3 separate regions of the Homo sapiens genome follow, and regions 1 and 2 are each linked to region 3. A link is a loop called in an ENCODE intact Hi-C map of the cell type or tissue named here. Cell type or tissue: B cell. All regions are shown on one strand. Links, peaks and the distances in the headings refer to the core of each region. The heading gives the core; the rest is flanking DNA.

Region 1 (3,449 bases), core at 441-2,940, 81 kb after region 3:
TTCTAACTGGTATCCCTTCCTCCAATCTCTCTTTGTATGTCATCTATTCTCTACACTGCTGCTAGACTTACTCTTTTTAAAACTTAAATCAAATGGCTTCCCATTGCCTATTGGAAAAAGTCAGAATTCCTTGGCTTACCATTCAACAAAATTCACAATCTGGTTTCAACTCACCTTTGCAGATTCATTGTCCATATGTCTCTTCAAGTTCAACAAACATTTATCAAATGCCAGGCATTCTGTGTCGGTCAAAGACTGATAATGTGAGATCCTTGCCCTGAAGTGAGGAAGAGAAACAGAAGCAGAATATTTCAATATGAAACATGGTAAGTACTGTTCTAGAGGTATATGGACCTGGGGTACTGGAAGCACAAAGGAGGAGCTTCCTGGGTGAAATGACTACCTTTGTTCTAACAACATTATACTACTCAGTTTCTTGAGAATGCTGTACATTTCCACAATTGACACTTTCAGCTGTGAACTCTGCCAGAAATGCTCTGCCAACCTTGCACATCCCTGGCAGACTCATATTCATTTTTAAGTACAGCATAAGTCCCCACCGTCCGTCACTTCACCAGTGCATCTCCCTTTCTCTATTCTCACAGTGCTTTGCAAGTCTATGTCACAGCAGTTATCCTTGGATTTTAATTAGTACTTATCGCAATAGATTTTTTCTGCCCGTCTATTTCTTATGGCTGTGGTCTTGTTACAGGGCCAGGCACACAGAAATATCTGGCATTTGTTGAATGTTTACTATATGCCAGACTTCACCTTTTTTGTTTGTTTCTTTTTTGAGACAGGGTTTCACTCTGTAGCCCAGGCTGGAGTGCAGTGGTGCAGTCATGGTTCACTGCAGCCTCAACCTCCTGGGACCAAGCAATCCTCCCACCTCAGCCTCTGGAGTAGCTGGGACTACAGGCGCGCACCATCAAACCTGGATTTTTTCTTTTTTTTTTTTTTTTTTGGCGAGACAGGGTCTCGCCATGTTGCCCAGCCTCCTCTGGAACTCCTGGGCTCAAGCAATCCTCCCGCCTCAGCCTCCCAAAATGTTGGGATTACAGGCATGAGCCACCGGTCTGGCTGGCCTTTATTGTTTGATTCAATTCTTCCAACAACCCTATGAGGCTAATAATCTTATCCCCATTTTTCAGAGTGAGGGCTGAGGCCTAGTGTCTTGCCCAATGTCACAAATGGCGAGGTCAAAAATCGACAGTCTCCAGAGTCTGCTCTCTTAACCACTTAACTATTCTGCCTTAATAATTTCAGAAAAAAAATAAATGAATGAACGAAATAACAAAAAAGTCGCCCTCTTCCCTTACTTTACCGAAAGGAGCACGAAGAACAGGCACGGAGCCCAAGGAATGCCCAAGTCCCTCCAGGGGTTTCCTCGGTCACGGTCCGCCGGCGCAGGCGCCAATCACAGGGTCCTGAGGTCGCCTGACGTTCAGGGCAGCCGGAAGACGGGGAGGTCTGGACCTGAACCGAGACAAGGAGGTACCACACTATTCACTGCTGCGTCGCAGAGCGGGCTGGGCGGCTGTCTGGACCTCGAGAGGCCTGAGGCAAGGATCGCGTCAGACCCCGAAAGCTGGTTTGTTGATTAGTGATCTAAGACCGCCGGAAGCGCTTCTTCTCAATCAAGCTATGCAACAGGAAGTCATTACGATCCCGTTGTAACCTCTAAATATGTCCCCGTTCTGCACAGCATCCCGATAACCGTTTTGTTTTTCTCATATTATGACCTTCTCATGTTAGCACCACTTCGCAACGCTCCAGGTCGTGAAGGAGCAACTTCACCATCGCCGCCTACAGACGCCACTGGGAGCTTGGGAGAGTGGGACGTGGACAGGAACGTAAAGACCGAAGGGTGGGTTTCGAAGGAGCGGATTTCGAAGTTGCACCGGTTGAGGATGGCTGACATTCTCTCTCAGTCAGAGACCCTGGCGTCGCAAGACCTCAGTGGGGACTTCAAGAAGCCAGCTCTGCCGGTGTCCCCAGCGGCGCGGAGTAAGGCCCCGGCCAGCAGTTCTTCAAACCCTGAGGAGGTACAGAAGGAAGGGCCCACTGCGTTGCAGGACTCCAATTCTGGGGAGCCCGACATCCCTCCTCCTCAGCCGGACTGCGGTGATTTTAGGAGTCTACAGGAGGAGCAGTCGCGCCCCCCGACAGCGGTTTCTTCCCCTGGCGGTCCAGCCCGGGCTCCCCCCTACCAAGAGCCTCCATGGGGTGGCCCTGCCACAGCCCCCTACAGCTTAGAGACCCTGAAGGGCGGCACTATCCTTGGCACCCGTAGCTTGAAAGGGACGAGTTACTGCCTTTTCGGGAGGCTGTCTGGCTGCGACGTGTGCCTGGAGCACCCTTCGGTGTCTCGGTACCACGCAGTGCTGCAGCACAGGGCGTCCGGCCCTGACGGAGAATGCGACAGCAACGGGCCGGGCTTCTACCTCTACGATCTGGGAAGCACCCATGGCACTTTTCTCAACAAAACTCGCATCCCACCTCGCACCTACTGTCGAGTCCACGTTGGGCATGTTGTTCGCTTTGGAGGCAGCACCCGGCTCTTTATCCTGCAGGTAGGTAGAAAAACCTAGAATTGAAATTTCGGGTTCATTGGACTGCGTTCTTGTGCTTCTTAAGCTTTGGATGAGGAAGAAGAATCTCCCACTCAGCGATTACGAAAGTGAAGGAATCAAGTCTGGCCTATCATCTTCAGACGGCTGTACACATTGCTATATTTCTGAAAGTCATGTTCACAATCCCGAACTCTAAAATAACTTGTTTGGCCAGGCGCGGTGGCTCGCGCCTGTAATCCCAACACTTTGGGAGGCCCAGGCGGGAGGATCGCTTTAGCCCAGGAGTTTGAGAGGAGGCTGGGCAACATGGCAAGACCCTGTCTCTTAAAAAAAAAAAAAAAAATTAGCCAGGCATCATGGTCCCAGCTGCTCAGGAGGCTGAGGTGGGAGGATCACCTGAGCCCAGGAGGTCAAGGCTGCAGTGAGGTGTATTACAGCCACTGCACTCCAGTCCAGCCTAGGCGACAGAGCAAGACCCTGTCTCTAAATAAATAAATAACCTTTTTTTCCTTGGTTCATCAGGGACCAGAGGAAGACCGAGAGGCAGAATCCGAGTTAACAGTAACACAGTTGAAGGAATTGCGCAAGCAGCAGCAAATATTGTTGGAGAAGAAGATGCTAGGAGAAGACTCAGATGAAGAAGAGGAAATGGATACCTCTGAAAGGAAGATAAATGCTGGTAGCCAAGATGATGAGATGGGTTGCACCTGGGGAATGGGTAAGAAATTAAAATTGCTGCCGGAGGTTAATATTTTAAGTTCATTACAAGTGGTACCCTTAAATGTTTTTTTAAATCATACAGCTTTTCATGGCTCCTTGAGATAGATAGGGCAAACACAATTTGCACATGAGGTAACCAAAACCCAGAGAGATTCA
Region 2 (3,449 bases), core at 441-2,940, 260 kb before region 3:
TGGTCACAGGATCCCTGTTCCACTCTGGCCTTCAGTAGCCCCCAATCCCTTCCAATAGTCCTCTTCTCAGAAGGCCAGTCATCACTAGAATCCTGTTCCCCTTCTCTAAACATGGGCAAGACCTCATCTTAATGTGATCACTCTTTGCACCCCAATGTTCTAAGGCCTTCTGACATTCCCCCTCTAAGACTTACTTATCTTCATGCCATCCTCTTACATTAGCTAACTTGCAAAATGAAGATGGTAACAAATGCAGGTAGGTCACTGCATTACCTCTGTGAGGTTAGTACTCAATCACTGCATTTGGAGTGACTGGTATCTGATCACTCCAAATGGATCAGGATGGAGTGATCAGATACCAATATACTAACCTTGGAGATACATATTTAGGCAGTAAATGATAACAAAAGCAAATGAACGATATAAACAAAACTCAGGAAATTTTGGGTGAATTACGGAGAGGCACTCAAGAGGTCTCAAAGCTGATTACTGACACAGGAGTGTTCAGTTTTAATGCCATTTAAACTGTACATACACATCTTAATCATTCTTTTGTATGTTTCACAATAAAAAATACCAAGAAAAACTGGGGTAAGAGTCTTGATTCAGCACTTATTAGGTGTGATCTAATGTGGACTCAAGTAACCCTCCTAGCTCACACACCTTTGTGGGGGCCCTATGCCATAACGTATATGAAAGTGCTTTGCATACGGTAAAATGTTTTCCAAGTTGAGGCCTCCTGGGGCAATGCCTTTATCCTTCAGGGCTGACTGTTCAGCTTTTTGAGGACTTTGAAATCCTAAAACCCTACTGCACAGCTTGGCCAACTACGCATACCCCTTAAAAACAGCCTTGGGGACCACCCTCCAAAACAGACTGGGGACAGTGTAGGATGAAAGACAGCCAACCCTTCAAGAGAGCCGAATAGAAACAGGAAGTGAGGGTGGTGCAGTGGGGCAAGCCTCTGGCTTCCAAATCAGTCTGCCCTGGTCCCACTCAAGTCCTAGAGGGACACTCACCAGCTGTCAGGACCTGTACTTTCCACGGGTGAGCGGCCAGGGCCCGCTGGTATGCCCGCCAGAGTGCCATGCTTCCTGTCAAGCCAAGAGGAGAGGGGGTCACCCCCACCGTCCCTCTCCACGACTAAGAAGCCGCCTGACATTCCCTTGTGCCCACTCCCTTCCCCTTCCCACTTCCAATGTGACTTAAAGGGGCAGAGGCCACATGAAGGATGCTTCCCAGACAGCTTCCTGTCGCAGGAGTCGCCTTAGACAATTGGGGAAGAGAGAAAGGCTGTGGGAAGCTATGGACTCCTGGTAGCAGCCACCAGCCACCCCAACCTCATTCCTGAAGCCAGACCACCTGGAAGCCTCCGTTCCCGACGGAGACACTCATGAGGACAGCTTTGCTCTGGCTTCTACCCAGAGCTTGGGTGCCTCAAAAGATAGCTTGGTCCGTCTCCAGATTCAGACTTGGTTGGAACCAGTTTGTAACCTTCCTGAGTCCAGCTCCAAACCGAAAATAGGGCCCGTCACTGCCCGGATATAGGATGACCACACACCTTGTGGGCACTCATGGCTTGCGACGCTTTAAGCCAGAGACCGCAGATCACCCGCCACTCACCTGAGCGCCGAGCCTCCCTCCCACGTGACAGGCTGGCCTAGGAACTTCCGCCACAAGTCCCGCCCCTTCCTCCCAGCGTCCTTCGGATTACGCAGCCAGGACAGGAATGGGGGTGGACCGAGCCATGAATACCCGTGGAGAGCGGCCTAACTCGGCCACCCACTCTGTGAGAGACCCCTTTTCCAGCTGGACTGTGCCGGACCCTGGTGTGGGGCCCGCCAGCCATATTTCTCACCTAAGTTCGACCCTCTGCCTCCTCCTGCCCCTTCTCTCCGCGCGAGACCCGGGCCTCTCTCAATCCGGTAGTCTCATTGTTCAGCCCACCCTCCCCGCATAACTGGCCATAACTACGATCCTTGTCTCAGCAATCGTAGTTAGGGAACTATAAGTTATAGTTAAGTGCGTGTTTTGTCTCTAGGTTCTTCACTGGCCTCAACTGTGAGCTCATGAGTGGGTAAAACTGGGGTCGTTCATATTTGTCGTCCTCATAGCAACTATTTCAGTGCTTTGCCGCAAACAGCCACTTAAGAAATACTGCGTATGTATGATTCTTCCACAGAAAGCATTGGAATTAGAACCTCAGAAGACATTAGGTATTGGCTCCCAAACTAACGGGCTGTGCAGCCTTGGTCATGACTAGACTTGATGTTAAGGCTCTGCATCTGTAAAATGAGGGAGGTTACACTATTGACTTTCCAAACTCGGCTCCTCAGTTCTAGGGATTTTTCAGATGTTTGTGTGTGGGGATGAGAGGGGCAGCATTACTACAGCTGCTTCTCCAACTTTTTTTTCCAAGTATATACTTCTCAAAAGACCCATTTTTAACGGGGCCCACAACTGCATGTTTGAAAACCAGTAAGCTAGGTGATTTCTTAATCCCCTTCCAGCTCTAACATTCTAAGAGTCTGTGAATATAGAGCAATATCCTTTCTAGAGCGTTGGAAATGTCTACAATATCCCTGGCAATGGACTTGTCAGGCTGGCAGGCTTTACTTATCTCCAGGGAGCCCACACGTCAGGAGGCACACTCTTTCAGGCTCTCCACCTGCCCAGCTCCACCCCCAATTTACTCAATTCCTTTATGATTAAGGCAGGGAGACTCCTGCCACAAATCCTGGAGAAACAGAGTAAGGAAGCAAGAGAAGTCAATGTCACAAACATTTAACTAAAATGCTATTTGCAAAACAGCATGCTAGAGGAGTGAACTGACAAAAGTAAATGTAATAGGAGACCAAATGTGGTAGGCTGTAAAGTTATATTCTGAAGTTAGACTGAGTTCAAATCCCCAGCACCACCACTTACTAGTTATATGACCTTGACCTTTTACAGACAGCTTACCCTCTCCAACTCTTTTATCATTAAGTAAAATGGCAATACCTACCTCATACAAGTGACACATGCGAAGTGCCTAAAATGGATCAAGTGCTTAATGCTTGTTTATCCTTTTTCCTCCCTTCCCCCTTGGGAACACAAGGGAGGGAAACTATTTTTTACTGGAGAAAACTGGGAAGCTCTTTGGTGAAGGTGGAATTTGAGCCGGGACCTTGAAGGATGAATTGAACTCAGGTGAAGATGGTGGAAAAAGACACTCTGGCGAAGGGAGGAATATGAGAAGAGGAATAAAGGTAGAGAAGTGTATGAACAATGGATAGTATGAAGTGGGTATATTGGGAGGGAGGGTTAGAAAGAGAAAAGGCTTGTTAGAGAAAAAGAACAAGGTCAAGACTAGGGCTGAGACTCAGTTGCAGAAGCAGGGCTGCCAGCACCAATCTACAGCCTCAAGTGTGGATCCCCAGGTCTCATCTTTTCTACCACTGAAAATAGGA
Region 3 (3,449 bases), core at 450-2,949:
CTCAGAGGAGCCATCGCGGTCCCTCTCAGAGAAGACATCACAGTCCCTCAGAGAGAAGCCATCGCAGTCCCTCAGAGAGAAGCCATCGCAGTTCCTCTGAGAGAAGACATCGCAGTCCCTCCCAGAGGAGCCATCGCGGTCCCTCAGAGAGAAGCCATTGCAGTCCCTCTGAGAGAAGACATCGCAGTCCCTCTCAGAGGAGCCATCGTGGTCCCTCTGAGAGAAGACATCACAGTCCCTCTAAGAGAAGCCATCGCAGTCCCGCTCGGAGGAGCCATCGCAGTCCCTCAGAGAGAAGCCATCACAGTCCCTCTGAGAGAAGCCATCACAGTCCCTCTGAGAGAAGACATCACAGTCCCTCTGAGAGAAGCCATTGCAGTCCCTCTGAGAGAAGCCATTGCAGTCCCTCTGAGAGAAGACATCGCAGTCCCTCTGAGAGAAGACATCACAGTCCCTCAGAGAAAAGCCATCACAGTCCCTCTGAGAGAAGCCATCACAGTCCCTCTGAGAGAAGACGTCACAGTCCCTTGGAGAGGAGCCGTCACAGTCTCTTGGAGAGGAGCCATCGCAGTCCCTCTGAGAGGAGATCTCACAGGTCCTTTGAGAGGAGCCATCGTAGGATTTCTGAGAGAAGTCACAGTCCCTCAGAGAAGAGCCACCTCAGTCCCTTGGAAAGAAGCCGTTGCAGTCCCTCTGAGAGGAGAGGACACAGTTCCTCTGGGAAAACCTGTCACAGTCCCTCTGAGAGAAGCCATCGCAGTCCCTCCGGGATGAGGCAAGGGAGGACCTCTGAGAGGAGCCATCGCAGTTCCTGTGAGAGAACCCGTCACAGTCCCTCTGAGATGAGGCCAGGGAGGCCCTCTGGGAGGAACCATTGCAGTCCCTCTGAGAGGAGCCGACGCAGTCCCCTTAAGGAGGGACTCAAGTACAGTTTCCCTGGAGAGAGGCCCAGCCATAGTTTGTCTAGAGATTTCAAGAATCAAACAACTCTCCTCGGGACCACACATAAAAATCCCAAAGCAGGGCAAGTGTGGAGGCCTGAAGCTACTCGATGAGGCGAGGTCCGCCCCTATTATTCATTGTCCTAAGTCTTCATCGTGCTGCCCTTTCCAGGCTTCTTTCCTGCTCAGCCACTGCCTCCAATTCCTGCGCCCCCAGCGTGGAAAGGCTTCCATTTCTCTCTACCGGGGGGGAGGCGGGTGAGAATGGGTCTGTAATTTCTCTAAGATGAATAAAGGGGCAGTAAATGATCTTCCTGTGCATCTGGACTGAGACCACTGGGCGGGTGGATGGGGAAGGCAGGCTGGAGGGACACGAGGAGTTGTGCAAAGATTCGGAATGAGAGCCAGGGGTTTTGAGGCCCAGCCGAGGCTCCAAGCTCCGCCCCTTCACTCCAGACCCCACCCATAGGTTCCCGGGTCCCGCGTCGCGATCCCAGTGGGGCGGGGTCTCAGAGGAATCGGAGGGTGACTCATCACGTGACTCGCTCCGGCCGCAGCCCCCTCGGAAGCTGCTAGGCGGAAGTAGAAGTTCAGAAGAGGGCTAGGCGGAGCCGAGCCCACATCCGGGAGAGGAGAGCGGAAGTGGCGTTGGTCTGGCCGGAGCCCTTGGGTGAAATTGTTAGGCGTGGAGAGGGAGTGATGTCTTCCAGACTCGGTGCTGTACCCGCCGTGAGTTTCTTGGTTTGACCGTTATGCTTTAGAGGTAGCGCTGTCGAGCCCGGAACACGCGGTCCCTCGCTTTTGTCCCATGCTGAGTTGGTTTTATCAGAGGCCATCGTAGGCCCCACCCTTCTAGATCAGATCACCTGTCCCTTTTTCTTTACCCACGTTCTGCTGCCTGTTCCCCACCTCCTTGGATTTAATTCCTCGCCACATTACCATTAGTTTCTATTCCTTTTACATCCCCAATGTCTCTCATATCCGTTGTCTTTTCTTTTGGCCTCCCTTTTAGAGCCTGGGACAGGGCTTTGAGAATGGGGGAAGACGAAGGCTCTGGTATTGTTACCCGCCTTTGCACTGCTGGAAGATAGGACAGCATATTTTTCCTAAAAGGTGTTGCCTTCTTGTGTTTGAGGTGGTTTCCCCGGGAGAACTTCATTTCTTCTGGGCATAGGGGAATTCGTCTTTTTGTGGTCGAGGTTCAGAGGTCCCTAGCACTCACTCGTGTGCTTGTGATTTGCTAGACTTCGGGACCCACAACCTTTAAGCAGCAGAGGAGCACGAGGATCGTGGGAGCTAAGAAGTAAGTGAGGTTTTCTAAGGTCCTTTTATGATTGTGTCACCAGCGCTGACCAGTAGAACTTCTTCCTGTGATGAAAATGTTCTGTATCTGCATTGTCCAGTATCATAGCCACTAACCCGGTGTGGATTTTGAGCAGTTGAAATGTGGCTAGTGCAACTGAGGGACTGAATTTTAAATTTTATTTGCCAAGTGAGTGAGGTTTTTCTAAGGTTCTTTTGTGATTTTGTGGCCAGCGCTGTCCAGTGGAACTTCTTGTGACGAAAATGTTCTGTATCTGCACTGTCTAGTATCATAGCTACTAGCCCCGTACGCCTTTTGAGCGCTTGAAATGTGGCTAGTGCGACTGAGGGATTGAATTTTAAATTTTATTTAATTTTAACTAACGTTAAATAGCCACCTGTAGCTCGTGGCTATCGGATTGGACAGTGTAGGTCTAAGTCTAGTGTGTGGGAGAAAAACCTAGCTTGCAAAAAAAAAGTACAAATTGTAATAAAAATGGAACCAAAGACTCAGTGGTAATTCTGTATTTCTCCAGACATGAAATTCGTGCTCATAAATACACTGATGAACTTGGGATGGATGATAAAAATGGCCGTAAGAAATCCTTGTATTTTTAAACTACTTGTCTGTAAGACTGGTTTATTATTTAGTACACTGAAGGTGCTTAGTTTTTCCATGGTTAATACAAAAGAAAACATTCTTGTTAACTAGACATTAAATGGATTCATTCATTCAGGTGACATTTACTACATGTTTGCTGTGCGCCAGTTCTGTAGTAGGTTAGGAATACAGGCATGAAAAACAACTAGCAGTCTAGAAGGGGAGATAGGCAAGTAGGTCAACACAGTTCATTGTAATAAGTAAGTATTTTTAAGTAGGAATTTAATTTAGCCTTTGAGGAAGGGGAGTGATAGTTTGGAAGGGAAGGATTATCAGAGCAGGTCACTCCTAAGTAGAAACTTGAAAGTTGAGGAATCATGCAGTTAGTGAGAAGGAGAAAGGTTTTTCAGAACAGAGAACAGCATGTGAACGTGTGGAAAGAGTTAATGGGATAGTAAGTAGTTCTGTATGTCTGGGATAGAGGATGAGGGATTGCAGGGAGAGCGTTTAGAGAGGTTAGTAGGGGCTAGACCATGGAGGACCTGTTACGGCATGCTAAAGTGTTTGGATTTTATCCTGGAAGAGATAATGAGGGAATGACATAG

The links. Peaks named below come from ENCODE experiments on the same cell type or tissue, not always from the same donor. Only the 100,000 strongest peaks of a DNase experiment are listed, where the experiment ranks them.
Region 1: it touches region 3 in a loop (2.7-fold over the local background); 5 of 110 quality-filtered maps call a loop at or near these places.
Region 2: a loop joins it to region 3, with 20 times the contacts of the local background. A loop is called at or near these places in 2 of 110 quality-filtered maps.

Annotation. Positions count from the first base shown.
Region 1 is chr2:27,662,005-27,665,453 of GRCh38, forward strand. SUPT7L (SPT7 like, STAGA complex subunit gamma) reads right to left here and starts at 1,610. Exons shown (of 6, transcript NM_014860.3): 1 at 1,325-1,610; 2 at 175-277. The coding sequence starts at 188. It overlaps SLC4A1AP (solute carrier family 4 member 1 adaptor protein), which reads left to right and starts at 1,885. Exons shown (of 14, transcript NM_018158.3): 1 at 1,885-2,573; 2 at 3,096-3,291. The coding sequence starts at 1,911. In B cell, for the core only: no CTCF peak of the experiment used is centred there; a DNase peak (open chromatin) is centred at 1,767; H3K4me3 peaks cover 1,979 bases; H3K27ac peaks cover 1,788 bases.
Region 2 is chr2:27,321,429-27,324,877 of GRCh38, forward strand. It overlaps MPV17 (mitochondrial inner membrane protein MPV17), which reads right to left and starts at 1,669. Exons shown (of 8, transcript NM_002437.5): 1 at 1,624-1,669; 2 at 1,020-1,094. The coding sequence starts at 1,089. RefSeq lists enhancers at 1,064-1,113, 1,124-1,213, 1,224-1,273, 1,324-1,383, 1,506-2,478. In B cell, for the core only: no CTCF peak of the experiment used is centred there; DNase peaks (open chromatin) are centred at 1,083 and 1,673; H3K4me3 peaks cover 1,939 bases; H3K27ac peaks cover 1,784 bases.
Region 3 is chr2:27,581,473-27,584,921 of GRCh38, forward strand. SPATA31H1 (SPATA31 subfamily H member 1) reads left to right here. Exons shown (of 5, transcript NM_032266.5): 5 at 1-1,250. The coding sequence ends at 1,055. ZNF512 (zinc finger protein 512) reads left to right here and starts at 1,570. Exons shown (of 14, transcript NM_032434.4): 1 at 1,570-1,670; 2 at 2,186-2,244. The coding sequence starts at 1,641. RefSeq lists an enhancer at 1,368-1,817. In B cell, for the core only: no CTCF peak of the experiment used is centred there; a DNase peak (open chromatin) is centred at 1,509; H3K4me3 peaks cover 1,915 bases; H3K27ac peaks cover 2,038 bases.